Linked DNA regions of Homo sapiens: region 2 is linked to region 1. The links are chromatin contacts, found by Hi-C in ENCODE. All regions are on one chromosome and are shown on one strand. Each heading gives the region's core, a stretch centred on a gene start or an enhancer-like site at or near the end of the contact. The rest is flanking DNA. Distances are from core to core; before and after follow the strand shown.

What was found. A loop is a pair of places that touch in the nucleus more often than their neighbours do. Pooled maps may share reads with other maps.
Region 2: a pooled map shows a loop between it and region 1 (2.3-fold over the local background). The contact joins two enhancer-like sites. A Hi-C loop is called at or near these places in 1 of 168 maps with a recorded cell type or tissue (ascending aorta) and 4 of 50 pooled maps.

The regions. Positions count from the first base shown.
Region 1 is chr6:139,532,567-139,535,664 of GRCh38, reverse strand. No RefSeq gene overlaps it. Among named protein-coding and RNA genes, the nearest start is that of LINC01625, 60 kb to the right of the region's middle. RefSeq lists a cis regulatory region at 739-1,577. Within about 2 kb of position 1,409, at least 16 of the 41 ENCODE cell types and tissues checked have a DNase peak (open chromatin) inside an H3K27ac peak, as active enhancers do; they include ascending aorta, where a contact is called at or near this core.
Region 2 is chr6:140,077,806-140,081,097 of GRCh38, reverse strand. All of the region lies in intron 1 of LINC02941 (long intergenic non-protein coding RNA 2941), which reads right to left. The region is part of intron 2 of LOC107986652 (a long non-coding RNA gene); the gene reads left to right. Among named protein-coding and RNA genes, the nearest start is that of LINC02941, 100 kb to the right of the region's middle. Within about 2 kb of position 1,702, at least 8 of the 41 ENCODE cell types and tissues checked have a DNase peak (open chromatin) inside an H3K27ac peak, as active enhancers do; they include ascending aorta, where a contact is called at or near this core.

The DNA.
Region 1 (3,098 bases), core at 160-2,659:
GGTGCAACAATGATCTGCTCAGGCTTGGGGAGAAAATATTGGAATTTCTTTTCTTTTTTTTTTTGAGACGGAGTCTCGCTGTGTTTCCCAGGCTGGAGTGCAGTGGCATGATCTTGGCTCACTGCAAGCTCCGCCTTCCGGGTTCATGCCATTCTCCTGCCTCAGCCTCCCAAGTAGCTGGGACTTCAGGTGCCCGCCACCACACCTGGCTAATTTTTTTGTATTTCTAGTAGAGACAGGGTTTCACCATGTTGGCCAGGATGGTCTTGATCTCTTGACCTCGTGATCCACCTGCCTTGGCCTCCCAAAGTGCTGGGATTACAGGCGGGAGCCACCACGCCCGGCCTGGAATTTCTATTTCTGTTTTTATATCATCTTCTTTTAATTTATATATATATATAATGTTTTATAATGTACATGATATGCTAACACAGAAGTGCATGCAGATAATTGATGGCTATATAAAAAGAGAAGATGTGGGCTGATAAATTTTTTACTTATAGGATGCAGTTAAAAACTTTCCAGATAACTAGTATAGATCATACTAACATTTTGATGGCTTCAACTGTACCACAGAACTGAAAGGGAAAGAAATACGTGCAGAAACTGGAACAACTGCATTTGTGAATGCTCCACACTGATAAAGTAAGGTAGCACCTAATCTGGATTTAGAATACTGTATTTGCAGCCAAACAGAGATTATCAGCTTGTTTTTATTTGTTGATCCTTTCAAAGGCTCTTACTTCTGTTTACCAGGAGACCACTTCTATCATTGTTTTCCTCTCCTCACTCCCCTCCCTTTTTCAAAGAATCTCCTATTTTAAGAAGTGTTAGGCTTGGCCTATCTGGTGCAACATAAATTTAGCTTACCAGGGCAGTCAGGAAGTCAGAACAGCTTTGTGGGTTCCCACAGTTTGTTTGCTCATTCGATTAACAATCGTGCATCTACTAAGTGCTAGACATGAGGCTGCAAAGATATTCCAAGACTCCTGGAGTCCAGTGTCAAGAAGGAGGACTCCCCAGTCGAGAGAGAGACTGAGAAAGTGGTACACTAGCTGGCTACAAAGAAAGAAGACGAAGAGCAGCCCATTGAGGGGGGGTGCCAGGAAGTCAGAGCTGGATAGGAGTGGGTATCAGGAAACCTCTCTAGGAAGAAATGGCTCTTAACCCTTGACTGAGAGGAGCAGGCCAAGTGCCACTTTTCTTTCATCAGAAGAAAAATAAAATGGCAAGGCACTGCACTCTCACCTGAGCAAGCAGATGCAGCTTGGAGAGAGGAGTTTCTTTCTTCCTTTCAGTGTACCTTATCTCTGTCTCCTTCCAGCTTTGCATGGCTCTGAAGGTGTGGTCTGGGTGTGTATCTTACACTCAGCAGACTGCAGCTTTCCCGGGACACACGAGCTGCGTTGCCTAGCCCAGCCCAGTGCACTTAAAGACACCCAGAACACGCAGCTCCCACCAGTGCCCAAGCGCTTAAAGGCAAATGTGTCTCGGGGGCCTTTGCAGAAAAGAAAATCAAACAGCAATGATTTTGACAGATGTGAGGCTAGGAGAGTGAGTTGAGAAACAACTGAATTTCATTCTGTTTAATCCCATGTATACGTCACTTAACGGGTTAAAAAAAGGCTGATTCAATGAGTTTAATCGTAAAATCTGCTGTAAGCAAATTGTAACCTAACCTTCAAATTCATTCCAATGAGCCCACATTTTTAAACTGTACACTGGAAGAAAGACTAAACTTTTTACTCAGAAAAGGTTGTTTTTCTTCCATCCTCTTCCCTTCTTCCACACTTCTTTCTTTCCAGGGCTTAGTGCAATAGTGGCTTAGAATCAGGCTTCCTGCTTTAATTCAAAGTGTTCCGGGTGGTGTAGAAAAAAATATCTATGTCATGATTCAGCATAAGGGCTCTTGAAGTCACTGTTTTTGCTACTTTCAGAAGAAACATGGCAGGATTGCCTAATTGTTCCTTCCTGAAACATGGAAGAGAGGCATGCAGGGACTCGGAGTCAGAAGGGCAAGATTAGAGTTTTGTCAGAAGCAGAGAAGATATTTTTTGTAAGAAAAACAAGGATTTTACCATCAAAATAGGAAATCCATCAAAGGACCATGGTGCTTAGTCCCTGTTAGTTAAAACAGTACGGGAGGGGATAGAGTGGGCGAGAAGTTAATCTATATCCACAATTCTTTAATTACGTGGTTAAAAAACAAAGCAAAACAAAACCAAGCAGAAAAATAAAAAATAAAAAAACAGCCCTTACAGCCAACTCTTGCATGTTGTTCAAGTTGAGCAAGGAAACTGGAATTTGAACTTAAGGTGCAGGGATCAGCATAACATCCCAAAGTATGAGGGCAACAACCAGGGAGCATTCTAGAACCTTCCCTCACTGCTGGAGTAGTACACATTAACACCTTTATCTTTTCCAATATCGAGGTGAATTTTTTAAAATAAATAAAAATTTTTAAGACAAACTCAGGCATTTTTGTCTCAATTTACAAAGGTTTCACCCAAAATGCAGTCATTACAAAAGTCTAGAATCAGTCCCTCTGAATGGAAGGCCCTTATTCCTTTTTATTCACGCTACCCTTCATTCTCATACCAAGTATGTGTCAAACCCTGCCTTTAAAAGACAAGGTTAAGGCTGGGCTGGGTGGCTCACGCCTGTAATCCCAGCACTTTGAGAGGCCGAGGTGGGTGAATCATAAGGTCAGGAGTTCGAGACCAGCCTGGCCAACATGGTGAAACCCCATCTCTACTAAAAATACAAAAATTAGGCCGGGCGCAGTGGCTTACGCCTGTAATCCCAGCACTTTGGGAGGCCGAGGCAGGTGGATCACGAGGTCAGGAGGTCGAGACCATCCTGGCTAACACGGTGAAAACCCATCTCTACTAAATATACAAAAAATTAGCCAGGTGTGGTGACGGGCGCCTGTAGTTCCAGCTACTCAGGAGGCTGAGGCAGGAGAAAGGCGTGAACCCGGGAGGCGGAGCTTGCAGTGAGCCAAGATCGCGCCAATTGCACTCCAGCCTGGGTGACAGAATGAGACTCCATCTAAAAAAAAAAAAAAAAAAATAGCCGGTTATGGTGGTGAGCACCTG
Region 2 (3,292 bases), core at 453-2,952, 550 kb before region 1:
CAAGAATTAGGAAGAAAAAACAATTCTCAGTTCTTCTTCCTAAATTTGTCTCTCCCATCTTCCCCATAAGGAGCCCCGCTCTTCCCACAGGGACCAAGGTAACTATTTGATAATTCCTTCTTTGCAGCTATTTCCTGATGAGCTAGATGGAGAATTCACAGATTAATGCCAACCTCTTCAAATAACTGTATATGATGAAAAGGAAACACTGGCATGGTTTGTCCATGTGGCAGGTTTTTAATATTTATTCAAAAAATATATACTGGAAGGAGAAAACAGATATGGGAAACTAAGATGTATCATTCATATAAGAATACAATTTTGTCTATTAATGACCACAGTGTGTGATATTTAATTGGTCTTCAGAATAATTGCATATCAAACCATCTAAATCTGATAACATGTTTGGTCAATAATGATCTCCACATAGGTTATTGAATTTTTGCCCAGCTGGCACTGGTTGAGGCCCAGGGAAGCTCTAAGTTTAAAAGAACTTGAGGAACAAAAAAGAATAAAAATTAGGTACAAGCCTTTTAAAATTTATGTTGATCCCAAGTTCACTATTTTGCCATTTGGGTAACAGTTATATATTTTGTGGAGCTCCCATGATATCTTAGACATAAACCCACACGAAGTAGATATTCAGTATCTATGACTTAGGGGATTGGCTGATCTATTTCATCTCTTTCCTTCTAATGGTTGTTCAATAAGTCATACAGTAACTACTGTAGTTGCTGTATTGAAGTAGTCAAGTGAAAAAGAATATTTTTTTCTCCCTTGAACAGTATTTTCTGCTAACACAGCACACTTGTAAAAGCCCTTGAATATTTCAGCATAGGCATCAGATAAACATATAAATAACTAGATAAATAACTGACAAAATGCTGCAAATTATTTGGCGATAAATATAAGCACACCACAAATTACAAGGTTAATGCTTAACATCTTTTAGAAAATGCTTCTAAACTAAGGCTGTATTGTTAACATGAGATTACGGAAAAGGATTTTGTAATACTTAAAAGTTCTTGGACTGTTGGACAGTGAGTATTTTCTAATTGCTGAGCAAAAATAACAATATGGCATGATTCAATTCTGTAAGATTGAATGATTAAAAAAATCAAAATCAAAGGCTCTTCTGTTTGTACTATGAAGCATTTGGAGTTAAATTGTAAATAAGGACTGGAAAGAACGCATACAATTTAAGTAGCAGTCAGGACCAGTGGAGTATAATTTTTGGAATGCTTAAAATGATTATGAGATTGAGTAAGAAAATCGTAATGCCCAATTTTCTCTGAAAAAAAAAAAGTTATAGATGCCCTAAACAAGACACCAATGGTTGATAAAAAGGCAAAAATAAAAAATTTGGTCCCTGAATGATGACAAGTCAATGCAAATAGTGTGCTTTCCATTGGAAGCACAATTCCATATGTTCGTAGGCCAGCTCTGTCAGGCCCATTGGCAGGCCGTCCTGCTGTGCTCATCCTCAGTATGACACTCACCAGGCAGAGATGATGATGTATAGAAGCCAGGAAAATTTCCACTACGTGTCATGATCATGAGAGGCATAGCCTAGCTGCTGCTGAATGGTGGCAGCAGAAAATTCAGTCAACATATTTTAACCTTCAGAGTTATTCAGGCACATTCTGATCTCACCAAATGAGCTGATAAGAGTGAAGTACAAACTTGGCGTCAAACAGCTGTTTCCAAACAACCAATGGGAGGCAAGGCAAAGGAGTGCTTTCTTTCCGTTTTTAGGTACAGTCAGTGCTTTTCAAGGCTAAAACTTCAACAACAGTTTTTCCATTGCATAAAACAAAAACAGCTAACCTTTTAAATGTATAGGAACACAGTGGGGTAATAAAAATAAAAGGAAGAAGAGAAGAAGAAAAAGAATAAATGGAAGAATAACTTAAATGTTATAGGGTAAAACCAGCCAGGTTCTAAAGACAAAGCACTCTATGAACATTAGATTATGCAGTTGATTCGACCCTAATTCAAGTCAAGCTGGTTCAAATGTTTCACTTGAAATTTTTTTGTCCTTTTTTGCTTGTTGCTTATCCTGAAATCTGATCTACTTGTAGGTTTAATGCAGGGGACGGGCAAAAATCTGACCTATCCTTAGTATTGTAAGGGATTGCACTAAATGTGGGAGTAAGAGCAATAATTCCACAGCTTCCTTCTTGGAAACAGGCCCAGCTTGAAGAAATAAAAATAGAAGTGTCTGAATGCAACTAAAAAGCTCAGCCACATGGAATTTAAATGCCAATTCCCTTTAGCCTTTTTTTTTTATTTTTTTAGTCATCAAAATTCCTAAGCCCACAAATTCAAAAACTCTTACAGTCCAGCATCTTTTCTGGTAACCCATCACTTGAAGTCACATTGATCCAAAATGACTGCATATTGAATAGCTTCAACCCAGCTGTCCTCATACTTTTAAAAAATTATTAAGTTTAAAATGTAGATAAATAAATACATATGCCAAAGGGCACTAGAGTTCCAGGACAGGACTCGTTTAGTTGATGTTCATCCTTATGATTCCAGAATACACTTATATTAAGTTTTTTACGTTCTAAAAAAACACATTTTAAATTGAAACAAAAAAATTCCTAATATTTTTGCCAACCTCTGTTTCTAATTTGCCCAAGGGCCCTGTTTAGCATATTTGCAGTATCATATATTCAAAGTGGAAGAACGGGAAACAAAAAACAGATTTAGGAAACCAAGATTTACCACTAGTATGAGATGATAATTTGGTGTATCTCATGATGACTACATACATTAATTGTTTTTATGAGTGCTTCCATATTTTAAATTGTCTTCTGGATGGTAGATATATCAACATTCTCGGAAAAATTGAATTTCTCTGTCACTCTGCTGTTCATTGATCTTTTGTCTGCATGTGGTCTTTTTGAAATTAAGTGAAACTCTTTGTTTAAAAGAGATACTTAGGGTGCAAAGAGGAATAAGAATCTGGCCTAGGCCATTTAAACCCATGTTTATCCAGTATTCATCATTTTCTCCTCTAACATATGAACGTAGTTTCCAAAACCACAAATCTCACAAGTGTTTAGATCCAGACTTGTAAACAGGTTTGATTTCCTTTTACTGAGCGTCTTCCTTCCTCTTCTCTTATTGCATTCAGCTGGCTCTAATTCCTTCTGGTGTACTTAAAGAAATGAAATATTTTGTCTGAATTAAGAATAATCATGTGTTTGAGAAGATCAATCCTGAAACAATAGAAAAGTGAATTGTTTCCAATGGATCTGTTTACAATGACTGAGCAACTAGGATT